Linked DNA regions of Mus musculus: all the other regions are linked to region 3. The links are chromatin loops, found by intact Hi-C in ENCODE. Cell type or tissue: left cerebral cortex. All regions are shown on one strand. Each heading gives the region's core, and the rest is flanking DNA. Links, peaks and the distances in the headings are about the cores only.

Region 1 (6,807 bases), core at 1,727-5,726, 240 kb before region 3:
CTGAGATCACAGGCACACATGTCTGGCAGAGGATACTGGTTGGTCTTTGCTGGGGTCACCAACTGACGGAGAAGACATGCTGCCTCATAGAGTGGTGGTATTTTTAGCATGAAGTCTTCAGGCAGTAACTACATAGCTAACTGTGCTAGTGCATTTATAGTCGTTGCTGTAAAAAGCCAATCTCAAGTTTTCTGGAATTTATACTAATGCAAGTTGATTCTGAATCCTTGCTAATTTGGGTATCATGGCTATTTTGACACAGCAGGGTCTACAGCCTTGTCCTGCTACTGCCTGGAACCTCAGCTTCCCACAAGAAACTGAACACATACACAGACCAGGCCATGTGACACTGCTACTCTCTTCTCCTAATGTGAGCTAGCCGACTAGTGTCACCTGGATCCAGGAAGGCACACACAGCTACCTCCTAAGACAGCTCCATAAACAGAGGCAGAAGTAGGAACTTCGAATCCGATGAATCAGATTGCACACTGCTCACATTGGTTAGGAAGTTGGATCAATAATCTTTAAGGACCCTGCAATGCTAAGGTTCTATACTTCTAGCGATATCATCTTTAAATTCTAAGCACACCCAAGATGGGGCGGGGAACTGGAAGGACATGCATGCCCTTTGATACTAAGCATTATTTTTAGCGGATGATGAGATGGCTGTGTCTTGTGATTTGGGAGAGAGCTCCCAGATACTGTGCTCTTGTTAGGAACATGGTGATGTTGGAAGGATGCTAAATTTCAGTGACAAGAAATTCTGACTGCAATAGTGGCTCAGAGACTTATAGTTCCGGGCACCTAACTCTGGAGCAGCTTTGCCTACTCACAAAGCTAGTTTTGCACGTCAGGAAGGTAAACGGAAGCCATGCATCCCAGGACGATGAACATCCGGACAACTGGTCAACTAGAATTGTACTTACAATGTACTAACTTCTGCTTTGTGGATGTGCCTATGTGTGTTTGACCCCAGTATATCCTCTGTAACCTCCAGCAATGTGTGAAGAGAGATCTAGAGATGGAGGTGAGATAGGAAAAGTGCCTCTAAGAGCTGAAGGGAGAAGCATGTGGGGCCCCCTCAGAGGTGAATGTCTTCTATTCACTTCTATTCTACTCAGTCTGTTCTAAACAAGACCTGGCACAAATCCCAGGGTTTTCGGATCTGTACTGAACTTCCCATATTTGGAATAGCAGAATCTAAAGATCAAGAGTTGTTTTTATAGCAAGAAGAACATAAGGGGAAATGGAAGAATTGCTGCATGACCATTATCTCATGGAGAGAAAATTAATTCAGTGTCCTTTTAACATTACATAATTGCAGCTGAATTAGTGCAACCAAGTCTTAATGTATTGGTTTAAGTTAAATGTAATTTTTATCACATTTATGAAGTCTTGTTTTACCTATAAAGGATGATGGAATAATAAGTATTCATATCGTATAAAGAGAATGTATAATTTTATTAGTCAGCAAAGCATTGCATTTGATGAAAACAATTTAATTTAATTTAATTTGCAATAAATAACTGGTTGTTAACACTCTGTTGGTATTCTTGGACTTCCTGTGTCTGCGTGCCTTTGAGTAATGGCTTGCCTGTGTTTACCTGGGTTATCTATAATTAAATACAAAAGCCATTTCAAAATGCCATTAAAGTTCTGAGTTAAATTCACATTTGCAATGAGATTCAGACTCGGTTCCCTCTTTGCTTTTAGCTCCCATAGTTACCCGTACCTTGTATCATAGGGAAGGGAGCATAGGGTTAAATCCTATGCAATGAAGTAAGTTTCTGAACAATTATTCCCAGTTTTTAGTAACAAAACAACAAACCTCAGAAAGGTGCCTGTGCCCTTCAGGTTAATTTCTTCATTCATTCATTTCTTACAGCCAGGCACATTCAGTCCTGATGCCTTTGGAGAACCTGAGGCTACACAGATAAGAATACCTGGTTTGCTCTACTCTACTTTCCTCCTCTAGGTAGATTGCTCTATTAAAAGACACCTTTACAGACCAGGTTAGCACATTTTGACCCAGGTCGGCAATCTTGTTCAAAAGCACAATGCATATCTTAAATCTCTTTTGTTTTTGTTCCCAACTGGTGGTTCCTAGACCCTTCATCGGGGAAATGGGTATGCACAATGGCTCCCTCGTACACAGAAAGCACTTTGAAGAGTATCTAGCAAACAGCAAGCATTTTGATACCTGTAACCTGTTTTCTAGCACATTTATAATGGCTTCCATGTTAAGGCTCTCACCAAAGCTAGATCTGAGCTGCCTGCCTTTCTTTGCTTTGCAAGCTGCTGCCTTCCGGCCCACGACAGCTGCCCCGCCGGCCCCCAAAGCAGGCTGCTAGGCATTGTGGGCCTAAGCCCAGCACAGCGAATACATAGCTGGTCCTCCATAAATAATTCCCTCCTTCCCTCGGTCACGCAGCTTGCAGGGGTGCTCTTTTCGCAAACCATTTCTGCCCCCACCCCCCCAGGCTTCGTCCCTTTAAAAAGAGCTGAGTGTTTCACGAGATTCTTCGCTGTGTTTATTCTGCTTGGCCTTCGAAGTCGTGTTCCCTCCCGAACTCCATTATTAGAACAAAGCAACACGTTAAGTAATTACCGAAAGGCTTTGGTTTCGCTCAGCGTCATTGTTACTTCTTAACACGTCTCCCAAAATGAAAAGCTCTTGAATGGCTTTTCTCAGCTGACAGGCTCGCCCACGGGCTCTGATGGGTTTTGAGAAACTATAGCTCCAGATCTCTACAGCTATTATTCTTGACTCCAATTGTCGAGTCAAGTAAGGAAAAAAAAAAAAATTAAGTGCTCCTCTACCTTCATTAAGCCATCGGGGTATTTTGTGATCAAGAAAACTTTAGCAGGATATTTCATTTCACTCTGAAGAGCTTTTATTTTCATTTCATTCTTTTCTAATTTTACTTATCCTTTCACAAGCCATGCTTATTTGCATTTCTAATGTATCTTCATCGTCTGCCCCCCATTATCTCTCATCTGTTTCCCCTACCAGTGAACCCCCTCTTCATTTCAGCCAATGCACCCACCCCCAGTTTCAAGCCTTTAGTTTGTTTATTTTCGTGACTTTACGCACACTTCACTGTGCTCTGTAAAATCCGAGATCCGAGTTATCAACAATTACCCATCTCATGCCCTGTTTGTGAGCCAGGGGATATGCTGCCCACCAGTATCAGTAGCCCTAGTGACCAGGAAGCTGGTCAGCCTGATGTGTGCCTATGACAGTGTTGTTGAGCACATGTACGAGCCCATCTATGATAGCTGTGTGATACAGGGACTCCAAATTTCCAAAAGGAGATGCGAAAGACCAAACAACCATAAAAGAACCCTTCCCCATCTTAACAGGCTCTTTCCCAATTTTTCAATCGTTCTTTTGTCTAATCTACCTCTAGATCAGCTGGCCAGTAGTAGTGTGGTGAATTTGCTGAAACACATGAACCCATGTGCACACATATACACACGAAATCCTGGTTCCGCTTGAAATATAGGAAGCTAAAGAGGGAGTTCTGCATTTTAACCACGAGGCCACAACAACAGCTAAATAAGCAACAGGGTTGTGTGTCCTGGGTCCATAAAAGGTTCAAGATGTAAAACAGGCAGATGGAGCACTGTCTTAGGAAGAACAGGCTCACCAAGAAGAGATGGCTCCAGCATTGGCTAGCCTGGGGCAGGTGCTAGCCACTTCAGCAGTGCTGAAGGTGAGCATGAGCTGCCCAGAGTATGCAAGTCCAGGGGCATTCTGTCTGTTTGAAGACACTCTTCCGTCTTAGTCAGGGTTTCTATTCCTGCACAAACATCATGACCAAGAAGCAAGTTGGGGAGGAAAGGGTTTATTCAGCTTACACTTCCACATTGCTGTTCATCACCAAAGGAAGTCAGGACTGGAACTCAAGCAGGTCAGGAAGCAGGAGCTGATACAGAGGCCCTGGAGAGATGTTTCTTACTGGCTTGCTTCCCCTGGCTTGCTCAGCCTGCTTTCTTATAAAACCCAAAACTACCAGCCCAGGGATGGCACCACCCACAATGGGCCCTCCCACCCTTGTTCACTAATTGAGAAAATGCCTTAGAGCTGGATCTCATAGAGGCTCCTTACTCTGTGACAACTCCAGTTGTGTCAAGTTGACGTACAAAACCAGCCAGTACACTCTTCCAACCTCCTATTATTTACACAGTAGTGACAACAACCCTGGGGAAAGGGTCCCGGCACTGCAGCCACCAAGGAAAGGACAGTAAGCATGCCTGAGTCTTTGTCCTATCCAGGCCCCTCTCCCTCAGAGAAAAAGCTTTGACTTCTTAGGCCAGGGCAACACACTTGGTGGTACTCGGTGTCCTGGCGTAAATCCCACTATAGCTATGTCACAAGAACTAAAGTCCTCGTTGATGGTGACACAAGACCATCCCCATGCCAAAGGGGCACAGTCCCTATGAAGATGGCCTCTGTGGAATCACACTGTCCCCACTACTGGCAGTCAATAGCCTGCAGGGCTGGTGACAGACTCCTTGTGGCCCAGAGGAAAAAAAAATGAAACTGAGAGAGAAGCCACCACGGAGAATAACCTTTTGAACAATCTCTCCAAACATAGGATAGCACCCTAGGACTCAGAGCACTGCCCAGGGAGAGATCCCAGCACCAATAGCCCATACACAGTTCCTGTTCAGGTTACCTCTCTTTGTCTTATCTGTGTATATGGATCTAAGGCAATTCGCTAAATAAAACAACTTTGAAAATCCAAACATACAAAAATAAAGCTAGAGAAACAAGTCACCACAAAGAAGAAGTAACAACAAAATCTGACAGACCCACAGTAAGGATGTGGCTGCTAAGAGTATACCTTGCTTGTCAGACCCCGTGAGGCATAAAACTATATTTTTCCTTGGGAAGTCCTGAAATCTTATTTTCTTACCTTGTATTGAATGTTAATCTGAAAATTTGCATTTAATTGTAAAATAATCATTTTTAATTGTTGCTGTCTTTAGAAGATTTGGTTCTCATTTTTTTCTTCCTAGTGATTTTTCATAAGCTTTTTGTCCTTAATACTTAGAAAACGCCATGACTAGATGATGTTTGTGTTCGTGTGTGCGCGTGTGCGTGTGCGTGTGTGTGTGTGTGTGTGTGTGTGTGTGTTTGTGTTACATACATGGGCACACATGGATGTAAGTAAACACTTCAGCCGCACAATTATACCTGTAGACATCAACCTTAGACCTCCACATTCCATGTACACCAAGACAAATAGAGTCATGGACCACATAACAAAGTTCTATTATATGATGGTAGTCATATGAGATTCCAATGAAGCTGAGGTTTTCCTGTTGCCTGGTGACTTTGTAGTCATGGTAACATTGTAGCACATTACTCTTTAGTCTACTGTAATGCTGGCATAAACAAGCTTACCGCACTGCCAGCTGTACAAAAGTGTAGCACATATAATTATGTTATGTTCGCCACACTCCACAGTGATAGCAAATGACTCTGTGATTGGCTTAATGGATTGACTGTGAGGCTCTTTAGTCAATGTTTTAGAGTGTAGTTTTACTTATAAAATAAAAGCCTAGTGCAAAGTAGCCTCCACCAGCGTGCCAGCTCAGCCTCACACATCATGTGATCACTGAAAGTCATGGAAAGACCACGAAAGAGAATGGCCTCCACCTTTGAGTCTGTGTAAGTGCACCTAGATGCGTGCTCAACAATGACCTGGCCTAGTGACACACTGCTTGGAATACAGATCCTTTGCTAATTGACACAGGATTTTATAAAGACCAAGAACTATTCATAGAAGTCTTTCAGAAAGAGCGGGGGCGGGGGGGGGGTGTGGAAACCCTCACCTATCACTTCTTCGTGGTTCCTTTCGGCCATCTGTGTCCTCTCTCAGACTCCCCCCCAGGCAGCTGACAGTTCTCTTATCTGCTACTTTCTGCTTCTCAAGTAGAGTGACTCACAGTGGAGAAAAGGCAGGCGCGGCTTTGGACATCTGTTCTATAGCCAGCTGACAGAAGCCCACAGGAGCAGTGGAGTTTTGAACCCAGCAGGCTGAATGCACCTGTGGGTTGAGCTCATGCAGGTAGTAGGACGCGCTGCCACACTGACAGTGCTTGCTGATGGTGGACTGGCTTCATCTCCACAGAGGTTCACTTAGCCACAGAGGTAATTGATTACCCTCCTAATCCTCATCGAGTGTCTTCATGGTTCCTCTAACTTCAACCATTTCTACCCATTCAAAAAATCTCAAACCAAAACCCAACACTGCACAAAAGACCCCAGAAGCACATGCTACACTTAGGCACAATGTTAATACAGGTATTTGCCATTATGGTCTATAAGAATTTGATCTTGGGTTGGAGAGGTGGCTCAGTGGTTAAGAACACTGGCTGCTCTTCCAAAGGTCCTGAGTTCAGTTCCCAGCAACCACGTGGTGGCTCACAACCATCTGTAAGGGGATCTGATGCCTTCTTCTGGTGTGTCTGAAGACAGCAACAATGTACTTACATAATAAATAAATAAATCTTTAAAAGAAGAAGAAGGAGGAGGAGAAGGAGAAGGAGGAGAAGGAGGAGAAGAAGAAGAAGAATTTGATCTGATTAGGATATTTGAAACAACTTAATCTAAGAAAAAAAACTATCTAGGAAAACAATGTTTATAGCCAATCCTTTTTTTTTTAAACTATGGGTATAGTTTATAATTTAGGTATAGTTTAATAATAGTTTAAAATTGTAGGTACAGGTTACTATAGGTAACCAGTTATCTTGATTAAAGTAAAAAACAACAACAACAACAAAACAAAACAAAGC
Region 2 (6,807 bases), core at 1,489-5,488, 250 kb before region 3:
AGAGGCCCATTGGACACGCAAACTTTATATGCCCCAGTACAGGGGAACGCCAGGGCCAAAAAGGGGGAGTGGGTGGGTAGGGGAGTGGGGGTGGGTGGGTATGGGGGACTTTTGGTATAGCATTGGAAATGTAAATGAGCTAAATACCTAATTAAAAATGGAAAAGGAAAAAAAAAGAAAAGTTTCTGAACTTCCAATGAAGCAAATGGCTAGATTTAATCACAATTAAAAGCCAAATTTCAATTTTGATCCTTCAGTGACCATCCTAAGAAGGCATGCATACTCCTTGCATGTCTTTGCCGACCCTCTCTTCCTGATCCATAGAAAACTCAAATTCAGCCATCCACAAAACGTCCTCCAGCAAAAACAGAAGTCGTGAAGTCTATATAATGCGGCCGTGCTAAATCTAATAACGAAAATTAAAAACAACTGTCCACCTGGGAAAGCAACCCTGCTTAAGAGCCCACAAGCAAAGCTTGACTAGAGAGTGCCAAGCCTAAGAGTAAGACAGAGTAAGTGTTCCTGAAGATTTTAGGCGAAGTCCTTCTTTCTGGGGCAGCTGTAGTTACTCTCCGGGCAATGTCTGCCACTTTGCCCTCTCCCCTGTCCTCCACGGCTAAGCAGCAAGAGACTGCTAACTCCCGGTCAGCGATCAGAACCAGTGAACCATTAAGCAATAAGTCCCCAATTGGTGGTCTGAGAGGGAAGAGCAGGACTGAGGAGGTGTGGCAAAAGATGGTTGTTTCTGGAGAATTGGAGGGGTGATCAAAGTTAAAGATAGATGAGTGGATGGATGTATGGATCAACAGACAGACATACAGGACCGGCCAGCCTAGTCAAAATGGAAGTGGTAGAGAACGGCAGGACAGATGGCATGTCCACCTAATGAGAGGATGGGTTCTGCCTCACATATGAACAGGTTTGGGGGAGAAGATGTAAGGACTGAGCTTGGAAAGCGACTTAAGGTGCCCACAAGAAGTTTGAAGTAAGGATGTGGGGCAGAGGAATGTATGTGATGGGATGTAGTCAAGAACTGGTAAAGTAGGAACTGACAGCTAGGCAGAGTCCCTGGGAAACAGAGAAGTTGTTAAAGAAGAATAAAACAAACGAGTGGGCCACGGGGATCCACGGCTAGTCCCTCTACTTCTAATCACAAACTACTTGCACATACACGTGCGGACAAGCTTACACATTCCCACACAGTGGCGCCATGTCACTGGGATACATTCTTACCTTAGCCACTGGCACACTCCTATTAGTCGCCACGTCGCACAAACTGGAGGTAGAGCTGCCTGCGGCCGCTGAGAGAAAGACCGGAGAACACGGGGGACTGCCTGTCGCCCCTCCAGCGCCACCAGCGAGCGCTGAGAACGTACCGGGGCCCGGGCGCGCGGGAGGGCTGCTCCCCGGGCTGGCACCCGTGCGGGGCCTCTGGCGGATGCCATCCAGCAGGCGCACTAGCAGTATGTTGGCGGGCAGCTCGTCCACACCGCAGCCCACCAGGATGCGGCACTCGGGACAACGTAGTTCGTGGCGCGAGCACACGATGCTCTCCAGACAGCGTCGGCAGAAGGTGTGCTGGCATGGCAACACCTTGGCCGTAGTGTCCAGGCGCTCCAGGCACACAGAGCATTCCAGCAAATCCAGCAGCGATGATTCGTCCATATCCTCTTCAGTCCTCGCCTGGGCCCCCCTCTGCTGCTCACCCTGCCTGTCCTCGCCCTCGCCCCGAGCTGCGGTGGCCGCCGCCTTGGACGCGCACAGCCAGGACGCCCCAAGCAGCATGGGGGAGGCGCCAGCGCGGGCCCAGCGAGCCGCCTAAGTCTAGCAGCCAGAGCCCGGCCCGCCGAGGAGAGCGGGCATTTGCGCCTAGCCCGGGCAGTCGCCGTCAATAAACAGGGTTCGGTCCCCGCGCGGCGCGTGCTGACAGCCCGAGGCACTAGCCTCCACGATTTGCAAAGTGACACGCCGAGCCTGCCCGCGAGGCAGGCACCGGAGTTCCGGAGCCCCGAGGCAACTCCAGCCAGCCGAGCCCAATCAGCCTACGCGCGCGCACCGCCGCTGCGGGCAACACCTGTGCTGCCGCGCCGCCCGCGCCCGGGAGCCCAGCAGCGGGGAGTGCAGGGAGAGGCCGGCCAGGTCCCCAGGGAGACCGGGGCGCGGCGTGCACGCTCCCCCGCGCCGCAGGCGAGCCGCACCGCCCCCCTCGGCGCCTCCATGCGCCCTCGGGCTGCCAGAGCACCGCCGCCTTGCTCAACTAGCTCAGCCGGATCTCGTCCCTGGGTCGCGGGACCATGTGCGGGGGACGCGCAGAGGTCACAGTCACTGCGGGGGTGTTGGGAAACGGACACCTCTCCTGCCTTGGAGCTTCTCCCTTTAGGCCACCTCCGGGGCTCCGGAGAACTTCCCCTGCGCAGGCTTGGCCCTGTCCCCTCTGGACGCCAGACTCTGGATTCTCCGCGAGCTTCAGGAAGGGACGTTTCTTCTCAACGCCTCCGCGAAGGAAAGTTTGGGAGCATCATCCCGACTGCTTTCTTAGCCAGCGCTGGAGAGCAGCCGGAGGACGCATCAGACACCCAGGCATCCTTCTGGACGACTCCAGGGAGCACTCTTGCTTGTGTCCCCTCTCCTGCCAGCATGCCCAAGTGACAGCTGTGGGTATAGGTGCGGGGGTGTCCCTTGAGGCGAGAAGGGAAGTCGCTGGAGATGGCCGGGTCGGGGGCTGCCGGGGCCGCGACTACTCCTTCGGGAAGCCGGCTGCCCTCTCCAGAATCACTGATGTGTGACTGACGCCGCCGCCCACGCGCCAGCACACCCTGGCCGAGCGCCGCGCCCCTGGCGGCGCGGTGAAAGACTCCAGCGCCCGCTCTGGTGAGCTCTGATGAACCCAGCTCCAAATATTCCTCGGGAGGCTCAAAAGAGGGGGAATGTGCGCTCCTTCCCGATGCCCGGGGTTCTGGGAGCGTCAGAGCGACGGAAGTACGTACGAGGACCTGGAGCAGCAGGGAAGTTTGGCGGTGGGCTGCGGTCGGTGTACAAGATTTCTTACCGTGTGCTGCCCCCTGGTGGGCCCCTCGTGTTCCCAACGCTCTCGAGCCCCGCACAGGCAAAGGTCCAGAAAGCTGGATGATGCACAGCTGGGAGATGCCAGGGCAAGCATCCAAAGTGGTGTGGATGCCCCTCCTGCCGGTTGGGCTGCCCTGTTGTTTGTGAAGCTGAATGTCACTTTTCTTCGTTTTTAGGGAGAAAAAAATTTTGCTGATACTTAAATGCCAACATAATATCTGCATTGTTTTAATGCTCTTAAACAACCCTGTGAAATAATTGCTTTAACTTCATTACACGGGTAAGGAAATTGATTCTCATTATTATGAAGCCATTTTATTAAATGTGGTTTTTGTGACCACAGAACCCAAATGCAAAAAGACCACATGGTAGCAGAGCGGTTGCCTATAAGCCACGTGTCCCTTACAGTGTAGTAGTATCTTCCACACGGCGTGTTTAGTAAATATCCATTGAATGATCGAAAGAGTGACTTGATCTCATCCAGTGATGATTTGAATGCAGTATTTAGCACCCCAATTCCAGATATCCTGAGTTCCTATCAGACTGCTAGTCTCTGGAAATTCCCAGGAGCATAGAGTTGTCCCAGCCGATCTCTGTATCATTTACACAAGTATTGGCAAGGGTATAAGATAGAATTGTCTGTCTATGTCTATTATTGCCTATGTCTGTCTATTGTCTGTTATGAAGGGGGTAGGGAGGTGAGTGACTTTTGCTCAGGAACACCCAAGGGGAATTGTGAGAGGGTCCAGAATGCCTGATTTATGAGTGGTGATCAGGACCCGGGAAAGGGTGTGTGTGCAAAGAACAAAGAACAAAGTTGCTGTCCATGATGATATAGCCTGAGTGCTTTTGGATGCAAGAGAGAAATAAAGCTTAGGAGAATTTTAAAAGGTGCAAAATAAAAGTAATCTTAGGGGACTACAGGCTAAGGGCTGGGGCAGACTAGTGCAGGCAGATTCTCCTAAGCCATGTTCTTCCCCTGTATATGTGGTGGCTTCCTCCTTCCCTCCACCGTGCGCTGGGCACCAGTCACCGCATGATAGAAAATATGACTGCCGCTTGTACTGGATCCAGCAGTATAGCATGAAATTAGCATCACCCACTGACAAGATGGGCATCTGATACTTTCATGGTCTTACTAGAAGTTTGAAAGTCCTGTAACCTAGCCTGAGCTAGCAGCAGCTGTCCTCTGAGGTGGTGTCTATAGAAAGAAGCAAAACCGTATGAAATCTGGCAGCACCCTTGGAAGTGGCACAGAAAAGGAAGTATGGTTCCCAGAACAAGCATCTAGGAAAGCAAAAAGATGTCCTGAGAGCCCAGGACATGTCTGTCCTCTGAGTCCCTCATTATGTACAACCACAGTGAAGATGGATAAATGAAAAGCTACTGGACCCATAGTGCCTGGGTTTCCTGTGATCCCGGTCAGCCCCAGCACCCACCACAGCCCACTCCCACAGTTGTCAGCCCCAGTTGCCAAAGTCGAGTGAAGGCTGGGCGGGGCATGCAAATCAGGTCAGCAGCTAGATTCCACCCTGTGATGTGCTACCTGCACCTTCCAAGGGAAGACGACTCCTTGACAGTGGCAATCTCTCATTCACTGTTCTGAAGAAACGATGTCAAGTATTGCGACATCTTCCTGTCTTTTAAGAGAATTAGAGGCCTAACTTTCTGTAAGTATGTTGAACAGTCGACAAATAATTCTGTTTTCAAATTCAACCAAAAATAAATATGTGACTAAATTAGCCCAAAGAGCTCCAGTTCGCAAGTTCTGGTTGAAGTATTCCAGTATAGTCTGAAAGAAAAAAAAAACTCAAGGGTGTGGCCTAAATAGTTGAAGCATTACGAATACAGTTTTAGGTTTCTTGGCTAAAGTTTCACATGTTCAATAAGCCAAGTATGTAAGTCAGTGATGGACGAGCTGGCTTTGCAGCCATTCATATAAAAATAGCTGGGAATTCAGTCAACCACCAGAATACTGTGAGCCAACATGTGTCGTCCATCTAGCATTGGCAGTAGAGGAAAGTCATGAAGTCTTCAGATGCCTGAATGTAAGGTTACAGGCTGTGATACAGGAGGAAAGAGTCCCATCAGACCTCGGACTTGTCAGATCTCATTTGCAAGATTGTTTCCAATTCTGGGAACCAGAAAGTGGTAAGGAAGCTGGAGGCCTGAGCCACGGAGTTACAAGGGACAGAAAGAAGAAGAAGGAGAAGAAGGTGAAGAAGAAGAGGAGGAAGGAGGAAGAGGAGGAAGAGGAGGAGGAGGAGGAGGAGGAGGAGGAGGAGGAGGAGAAGGAGAAGGAGAAGAAGAAGAAGAAGAAGAAGAAGAAGAAGAAGAAGAAGAAGAAGAAGAAGAAGAAGAAGAAGAAGAATCTTAAAGGCAGTGGAGTGGGGCAGCTGTGCAGCTTGTGGCTACCAAGACGCTAACACCTTGGTTCTTACATTCTCCACTTGGTGCTAGACAGGAATTTGTTTTTCCAGTGAAAGAGGGGAGATGTGACTTAGGCTCAGCCAATCTAACGGTGTTTCTCCAACCAGCCATGCTCTGACAGGTGGCAGGAGGGGTTTAGATGCAGCCTCCAGAGCCACCGACATCACAAGGCAGGAGACCGGCAGCGCCTGCTTGATTGCAGAAGCATTCAACTGGCATCTCCAGGCCGTCCGTGACTGTGGTGATGAGCTCAGCTGTAGCCTCCATTGCTCTGCCGGCTTTATTGATCATAGAGCTGTCTCCACTTTTTAAAAACAATTCCTTTCTCTGAAATCATCCCAAGCTGCCATTTGGCATTTGTGACTGAGAATTCTAGTTGATACCTGTTTGATTATCAGCCAGAGACCAATGAAAGCACCCAACTGAGACAGTGGTCACTGTGTTGAAGTGCAACAGTAGGCATTTGGCCTTTCTGCTGAAAAGACACCCAAGTGATCTACTTGATGAATGAATGAATTAACAGCATTTCTTCGATAAATGTGCCCCCCCTCACTTAACCAGATGCTTTCAAGAGAGCAGAGCTGACCATACAGACGAGCTGTGTAGATCATGAGTAGAATTTGCCTCACGGATACAGGAAGCCCAGGGCAGGTGTAGCTTCTACAGAAGGGATAATTAGACATTTCATCTCCTTAGAGGTCTGAGGCCTTCGAAATCCCTGGGGTTGGATAACATATTGGAAGGAAATGTTTGCTTCATCTTGTTAATTGTAAGTATGGTAGTTAATTTAGATGGATTGAGAATTAGAGTGGTGATAACAGATTAGTTCTCTACGTGTCTGAGGGTAATTCCACAGGAAACACGTGAAAGGTGGTAGCCAGAGTAGTCTATACCTCCATGCGCGCCACACGGACCAATCGCCTTTGGTCCCCTATTTAGAAGGGAAAATAGGATGCCCCATCCCTTCTCTCCTAAAAATTTCCTCATCCAGCCCTTGATCATCAAAACTCTAGGTTCTTTGCCCGTCATACTCCAGCATACCATGCAACCAGTACTGGCCTTGAACCCACAATCCTCCTGCTTATGTGTGCCACCATGCCTGGCTTCGTAGATCTATTGGTTACATACTGTGTTCTCTCTATGTCCCTGTTACATGCCTACTGAAAGTCCTCAGCGTTCCTCCCAAGCTAACTGCTTGATCTCCACCCCTCCTCTTAGGATGTGCTTCTGGCCCACCAGCAGAGTGTAAAATGGAGAGCAAATGGTGTGCACTCAATCTGTATTACCTCCTTCCCCTGATCTGGCAAACTG
Region 3 (6,807 bases), core at 1,779-5,778:
TGTCACCCATCTTCACTACTAGGTCAGCACACCACAGAGCTCTGTGCATCCGTGTTCACAGCTGCGTTATTCACAACAGCTGGGAAATGGACGAATCCTTCAAGTCCATCAACAGGTGAGTTAAGAGAAAACGTGGCATATGCACATACTTGAGGGAACTTTATACGGCATAAAGAAAAACAAGATCATGACATTTTCTGAAAACAGATGCAAATGGAATTATGAAAAATGAAATAAACCAGACTCAGGGACAAAGATCACATTATTTCTCATACAGGAGCTTACATTTTAGGTTATGTGCACAGGTATATAGCTATAGCTATATGTTTGTTTTTGCAGGATACTGAAGTAGAAAAGGAATCATGAGAGGGGAGGAAGAGGTTGCAGGGGATGTGGGAAATAGGAATGACAACAGGAAACGTGCTAGGAAGGGACAAAGGAGGACTAGCTGGAGGAAGACCGAAGCCAGCTGGTAAAGGGGCACAGAGGAGGGCAGGGGGCTGGGGCACACAACAAGGTATGACACGTGTGTCAAGTTGCCAAACAGCCACCATTTACAGCACTGTGCAGAAGTGCCTGGTGTATGAGGTTAACACGTTCTGATCAGAGGGAAACGCAAGCATCATTTCTTTACAGACATACAAGATAAAAACTTACTTGACTCTACTGTCATCTGAAGCAGGCTGTCGATGACATTGGATAAGAGCCCTTTACTGGATATTCTCAGGTGTTTTAGGATTACTGGAATGGCTTGGTACTCCAAAAATAAGGTTTTTCCTTCATCTGTCTTCAAGTCCAAACAAAGGGAGTCAAACGCTTGAGCTAGGTAGTCAGCTAGAAACAACACAAACAATCAACCGCCTGTGCGTCAGTTATTCAATCAGAAACAGAAGGCTAAACAAAAAGAACCATCACTTTAGTAAAATAAAAATATAAAAGAATTAAATAACAAGAGGTCCTAAGTTTAGATTCACCCCCCTCACTGAACTCTATGGAACAGGAGAGAGAAAAGGCAGTCCAATTACAACGGCATAAACTCATTTAGCATATTCGTATTTCAGTATTAAAATAAGCCCCACTGAGCAATGGTGGCACATGCCTTTAATCCCAGCACTCAGGAGGAAGAAGCAGGCAGATCTTCGTGAGTTCAAGGCTAGCCTGATCTACAGAGCAAGTTCTAGGACAGCCAAGGCTACACTGAAAAACCCTGTCTCAAAAACCAAAATAATAATAATAATAATAATAATAACTCAATTTTGTTTTTTATACTAAAAAAGGAAAAGTAATGATATTAATTATTATTAAATAGTAGTATTATTATTTACATATTATTATAATTATTATTAAATAGTACAATAGTATACATTGCCGTATTTGGTTATAATAACCACATACTTTTATGAATTTAAACAATATTAGTATTTATATCTTTTTTTAAAGATTTGTTTATTTTATATATATGAGTACACTATAGCTGTCTTCAGACACACCAGAAGAGGGCATTGGATCCCACTATTGATGGTTGTGAGCCACGATGTGGGTGCTAAGAATTGAACTCAGAACCTCTGGAAGAGCAGTTGGTGCTCTTATCCACTGAGCCATCTCTCCAGCCCAGTATTTGTATCTTTAAAATAGCTTCTAAGGTCATATACCTTACTACTGACTTCTAAATGCCCCCTCATTTAAAACTGTCACTATACACAAACTTGCTCAGTGAGTTTTAAACAAGGATTTCTGTCTCTTACTAAAGAGCAAATATCACACCATTCAAAAACAATTTCAAAAAAACCGGGCTATCCTCTGGTCCACTACATTCTGTAACCCACCCATTATTATGAAAGACAGCAAGATTTTACCAAGACCAGAACTAGAATGGCTCTTAGAGAGCAGGCTGCTGGAGGAAAAGGCCAGTGTAACCGTTGTCTTATACAGCCATGAACCTTACAAGCTACAATACCAATCTGTTAGGCAAGCTGTGCCCACTGAAGCAACAGCGGCCTGACTGTCATGCTCTGGTGAAGTCCCTAAGTTCAGTGCCCAGCTGTGGTGTTGGGTGGCTCACAACCCCCTCTAGGCTCCAGTTCCACAGGAACGGACAATTCTGGCGCCCACTAATAAAAACTAAGGAACACTACTGTCATACTTAATCTTTTACTTATAAATGAAACTCTGCAAACAAATGCATACGAAGCAAATGGCTAGGTTCTATTCCGAGCCGCCTGGCTCCCAGCTCTCGTTTGTGTATGTTCCCCTGTTCATGTCCATGCAGAGGACAGACACAGGTGTCTTTCTGTCCTGTTTAAAAAAAAAAAATTAAAATATAATTATATCATTTTCCCTTTCTCATTCTTCCCCAAACCCCCATGTACATCCCCACGCTCAAATTCATGGCCCCTGGCCTCTTTTTTCTTTGTTTTGAGTTGGGTCTCTCACTGAACTTGTTCTCAGCATTCTGGTTACACAGGCTGCTGGCCAGTGAGCCCAAGCATTACACCTGCCTACAGCCCTCACTGCTGGGGTCAGAGATACACACTGCTGTGCTCAGCTTTCATATGGATGTTAGAGACCTAACCTCAGGTCCTTACGCTTGCTCAGCAGACACCCTAGGCACCAAGTCATCTGGCAGGCCCAAACGTTTTTTAAAAAGCAACAATACAGATATACTAGAGAAGCCTGCTGTCTTCACAGAAATAAGCTTCACAGCAGCGCCCTCTACTGTACTTGAGATTACCTGCAATGGCTAGCAGGATTAAGTGGAGTGATTATCACAGGGCTGTTTGTTAATAGTCTTACTGTGTGAGGTCTGCCTGGTCTGAAACATCATGTGTAGATCAGGCTAGCCTTAAATGTGCCTGAGTTTCTCTAGAAACTTGCCTTGGTTTCTCTAGAGCTGATTGTACATGTTCGCCACTGCATCCAGCTTCATGGTACTTTTTTTGTTAAATATTTAACTTACAAACTTAAAAAGACCATCCATCTTTCTTTCTTCTTTCATTCCTTTTTCTTTTTCTTTAATCTTTTGGTCTGGTCTTTTGCTTGTATATTACAGTTTCTTATTTTTGTGTTTTTATGGTGTGTGTGTGTGTTTCTTGTGCTAATTCTTTCTATTTAAAAAATTTGTTTTGTTTTGGCTATTTGTTTTCTAAAGAGAAACAGGAGTAGAGTTAGGTTAGTGCAGAGGATCTTGGAGAAGATGAGGGAGAAGAAATCATGATCAGAATATAGTCAATGAAAAAATTATTTTCAATTTTTAAAAATGAGGAAAAAGTTGTCTCTTAGCAGTTTTCACAGGTAGAAAATAGTATTTGTTTTTTTTTTTTTTCAAAAGCGGTCTTATCTTTTGAAAAGTCTTTATTTACTTGTATATGTATATGTGGGGAATAGAGGGAACGTGTCCATGAATGTGGTGCCTGAAGAGGCCACTAGAGGGTGTGCGATCGTCTGGAACTGGTTACAGGTGCTGTGCGCTGCTCAACAGAAGCCAATCTGTTTATCTCAATCATGGTAGATTTTTTTTTAAAGGTGAGAAATTCTCTGCAGCGACTCCTATGAGGAAGGAGCTCTGCTGCCAGCTCTGACCCCTGCCGAACCTGGTGACTTGGCCAGAGCACACTAAAACTGATGTCTTGTGGACAAGCACCCAGCCTCAGGGGCTTCTGAGTCTTCTGGAAGATCCAGAATAGATCCCACGATGAGAGGAAAATCAGTGCAGAAAAGATCAGGGAGCTAAGCCCAGCTCAAATTCCCAATGCAGGGGCCTGTAAGCCAGTAAACTGAGTGGATTGTTAAAAGATTTCGTCTTGTTTTCTGTGTATGTGTGCACCACATGCATGCCTGGTACCCACAGAGAAAAAGGCATTGGATGCCCTGGAGCTAAAGTTAGAGGCAACTGTAAGCTATCCTACCTGGGTGCTGGGAACCAGACCCAGGTTTTCTTTTTTTTTTTTTTTAAAGATTTATTTATTTATTTTATTTATTACATGTAAGTACACTGTAGCTGTCTTCAGACCCTCCAGAAGAGGGGGTCAGATCTCATTACGGATGGTTATGAGCCACCATGTGGTTGCTGGGATTTGAACTTCGGACCTTCGGAAGAGCAGTCGGGTGCTCTTACCCACTGAGCCATCTCACCAGCCCCAGACCCAGGTTTTCTGTAAGAGCAGCAAGTACTCCTAAATGCTCAGTCACCTTTCAGCCCCATATATGTTGTTTTAAGTTACTTGCTTGGTATTTTATTATATCAAAAGACAGCTAATACAGTCTAAAAAAAACCTTAATTAGGATCTCAAGTAAAACCAATTCTTAAAAATTAACAATGTCTATTGATAATAACAATTGCCTAATTAAGAACATACTATATGACAATCTTTGCTAAACTTTTACATTAATTCTTTCATTTAAGCTTTTAAAAAGTAAACTAGAGACAGGTAATGGTGGCACACGCCTTTAATGCCAGCACTCGGGAGGCAGATGCAGGTGGATTACTGAGTTCGAGGCCAGCCTGGTCTACAGAGTAAGTTCCAGGACAGCCAGGGCTAGCTACACAGAGAAACCCTGTCTTGAAAAACCAAAGGGGGAGGGGAGGGAAGTAAACTAGGCCAGTGTTACACATGTATAACCCCCAGGCCTTGGGACAATGAGGACAAGGATCTAAAGTTCCAGATGAGCCTTGACATACAATGAGATGTCTCAAGCCCACCTGTCTAAAATATCATGATGGAAACTGAAAAAGACATGATCTGCCCATGTCAAAAAGTAGTGGGGCGGGTCAGAGTGAGCTAGCCTGGAGAGAAGAAAAAAGTGTCTGAAGACAGCTAGAGAGAGAGATGGCTCAGTGGTTAAGAGCACTGACTGCTCTTCCAAAGGTCCTGAGTTCAAATCTCAGCAACCACATGGTGGCTCACAACCATCTGTAATGAGATCCGATGCCCTCTTCTGGGGTGCCTGAAGACAGCTACAGTGTACTTACATATAATAAAATAAATAAATCTTTTTTTAAAAATTAAGTTACCTGTGGTGCTGGAGGGCTGGCTCCACAGCTAAGAGCACTTGCAAAGGACCCAGGTTAGGTTCCCAGCACCCACATAGCAGCTCACGACCACTTGCAACCCAGTTCCAGGCGACCCAGGACAGATCTTTGGACCTCCATGGGTACCAGTCACATATATGCACACAGGCACAGCATTCATACATTCAATAACAAGAAATCCTCTTAAAACCATGAAAGATAAAGGACTGACATAATTTTAAAACAGTAAGAGAGAAATCATCTAGCAGAAAAGAGATCAAGGCTATCAACAGAAAAACCTGTAGAAAAGAAACTGATAAATTACATACATGCAAAAGGTTGGAGTGGTGCTACACCTCATTAAGTTCCAGCACTCACAAGGCAGAGACAAGAAAAGCTCTGTGAGTTGCAGGCTAGTCTTATCTACATAGTTAGACCCTATCTCAAAGACAAACCCAAACAAAGTCATTATATGAAGTCATATTTTCATTAAATAAGACTGGAAAGTACTAAAAAAAAATCAGTAACCCTAAATGCTGGAATGGATGGTTCAAGAAATGGCACCACACACACACATACACACAGATACCTACACACACACACACACACACACACACACACATATATATAAAACAGACATACATACTTACACACACATGTACATGCACACCACATACACAGAGACATACACACACACAAACACATGTACATGTAGGTATACACACACACAAACACTCCCCAGACACCAATACATATCATACACCCCACACACATCCACATACACACATCCACACACATATACAAAACACACAAACATATTTACACACACACACACTAGAGGAAAGGATATAATAGTCTCACTTTTTGAAAAAGATGGCAATGTCTGCTAAAATTAGGATGGCATATCCTTTCATACATCAGTGTCAAATTGGTTAGTTTATTGTACATTTTAAAAATGCTAAGGCATGTATATGTCTATGTTAATATTTGCAGTGGCAAATATAAATGAATGAAACATTCCATTGATATCATGTTTAAGTGCTGACTGGCTAAAAAGTTGTGTGTGTGTATGTGTTTTTTTTTTAAAGATACACAGACCACTTTAAAATAACAGACTTAGTCTATACATATGGATCTGAAGTTAAATAAAATACATTTGTGATTAAAAGACATGGGCTCAGCATGGATGGGAAAAAGGTAGGCTACAGAATCCTACACCTAGGTAACTAGTGGCAACTGAAGGAGAGGATGTGGCCTGGGAAACCACTCACATTCCAGGAGATGGCTCTGCACCCACACACATTAGGGCAGCACTAAGTGAACTGGGTGAGTTTTAAAAGAAGAATTCATGAAGTTGATGGGAGACGTGGTAAAGTATAGAGGGAAAGTCAGGAATGAGGCATAGATTTGATGAAAGTACATTATATGGGTATATGGGGAGAGGCTAAGGAGGTCCTGGCAGGTGACCGCTGCTGGCAGAGAGAGGGACAGTCACTTTTCTTTGAGGAGTGGCCACTGATAGGTTGGTTACCCAGGCCTCAGTGGGCAACTCCACACCCATGCACATCTGGGCACTCCTACTCTGATTCAGTGTGTTATTTTTTTTCCAGCTTTTAGAAACTTTCTTTCCCTCCATCATCCTTCCCTTTGCTCACATGTGTGTAGAAAAGCTCATGACCACTCAGTGGCCCGTATGTGGGGCTGCTGACTAGTCCTCGGGGGGACAGCTGGGCACTCAGTAGAGTCCTCAGTAGAGATCTCTTGGAGAGGCACAGAGAGTACCTGCACACCTTCAGACC

The links. Peaks named below come from ENCODE experiments on the same cell type or tissue, not always from the same donor. Only the 100,000 strongest peaks of a DNase experiment are listed, where the experiment ranks them.
Region 1: it touches region 3 in a loop (4-fold over the local background); 2 of 42 quality-filtered maps call a loop at or near these places.
Region 2: a loop joins it to region 3, with 4 times the contacts of the local background. A loop is called at or near these places in 2 of 42 quality-filtered maps.

What each region holds. Positions count from the first base shown.
Region 1 is chr10:58,796,929-58,803,735 of GRCm38, reverse strand. No RefSeq gene overlaps it. Among named protein-coding and RNA genes, the nearest start is that of Sh3rf3, 13 kb to the left of the region's middle. In left cerebral cortex, for the core only: no CTCF peak of the experiment used is centred there; DNase peaks (open chromatin) are centred at 2,405, 2,625, 4,154 and 5,407; H3K27ac peaks cover 1,377 bases.
Region 2 is chr10:58,808,553-58,815,359 of GRCm38, reverse strand. Sh3rf3 (SH3 domain containing ring finger 3) reads right to left here and starts at 2,001. Exons shown (of 10, transcript NM_172788.3): 1 at 1,234-2,001. The coding sequence starts at 1,785. In left cerebral cortex, for the core only: CTCF peaks have their summits at 2,859 and 3,058 (motif pointing left); DNase peaks (open chromatin) are centred at 2,091, 2,594, 3,009, 4,092 and 1 more place; H3K4me3 peaks cover 2,467 bases; H3K27ac peaks cover 1,555 bases.
Region 3 is chr10:58,555,928-58,562,734 of GRCm38, reverse strand. Ccdc138 (coiled-coil domain containing 138) reads right to left here. Exons shown (of 16, transcript NM_001162956.1): 14 at 658-834. It also overlaps the pseudogene Gm18042. Among named protein-coding and RNA genes, the nearest start is that of Ccdc138, 61 kb to the right of the region's middle. In left cerebral cortex, for the core only: CTCF peaks have their summits at 2,704 (motif pointing left) and 3,410 (motif pointing right); DNase peaks (open chromatin) are centred at 2,707 and 3,432.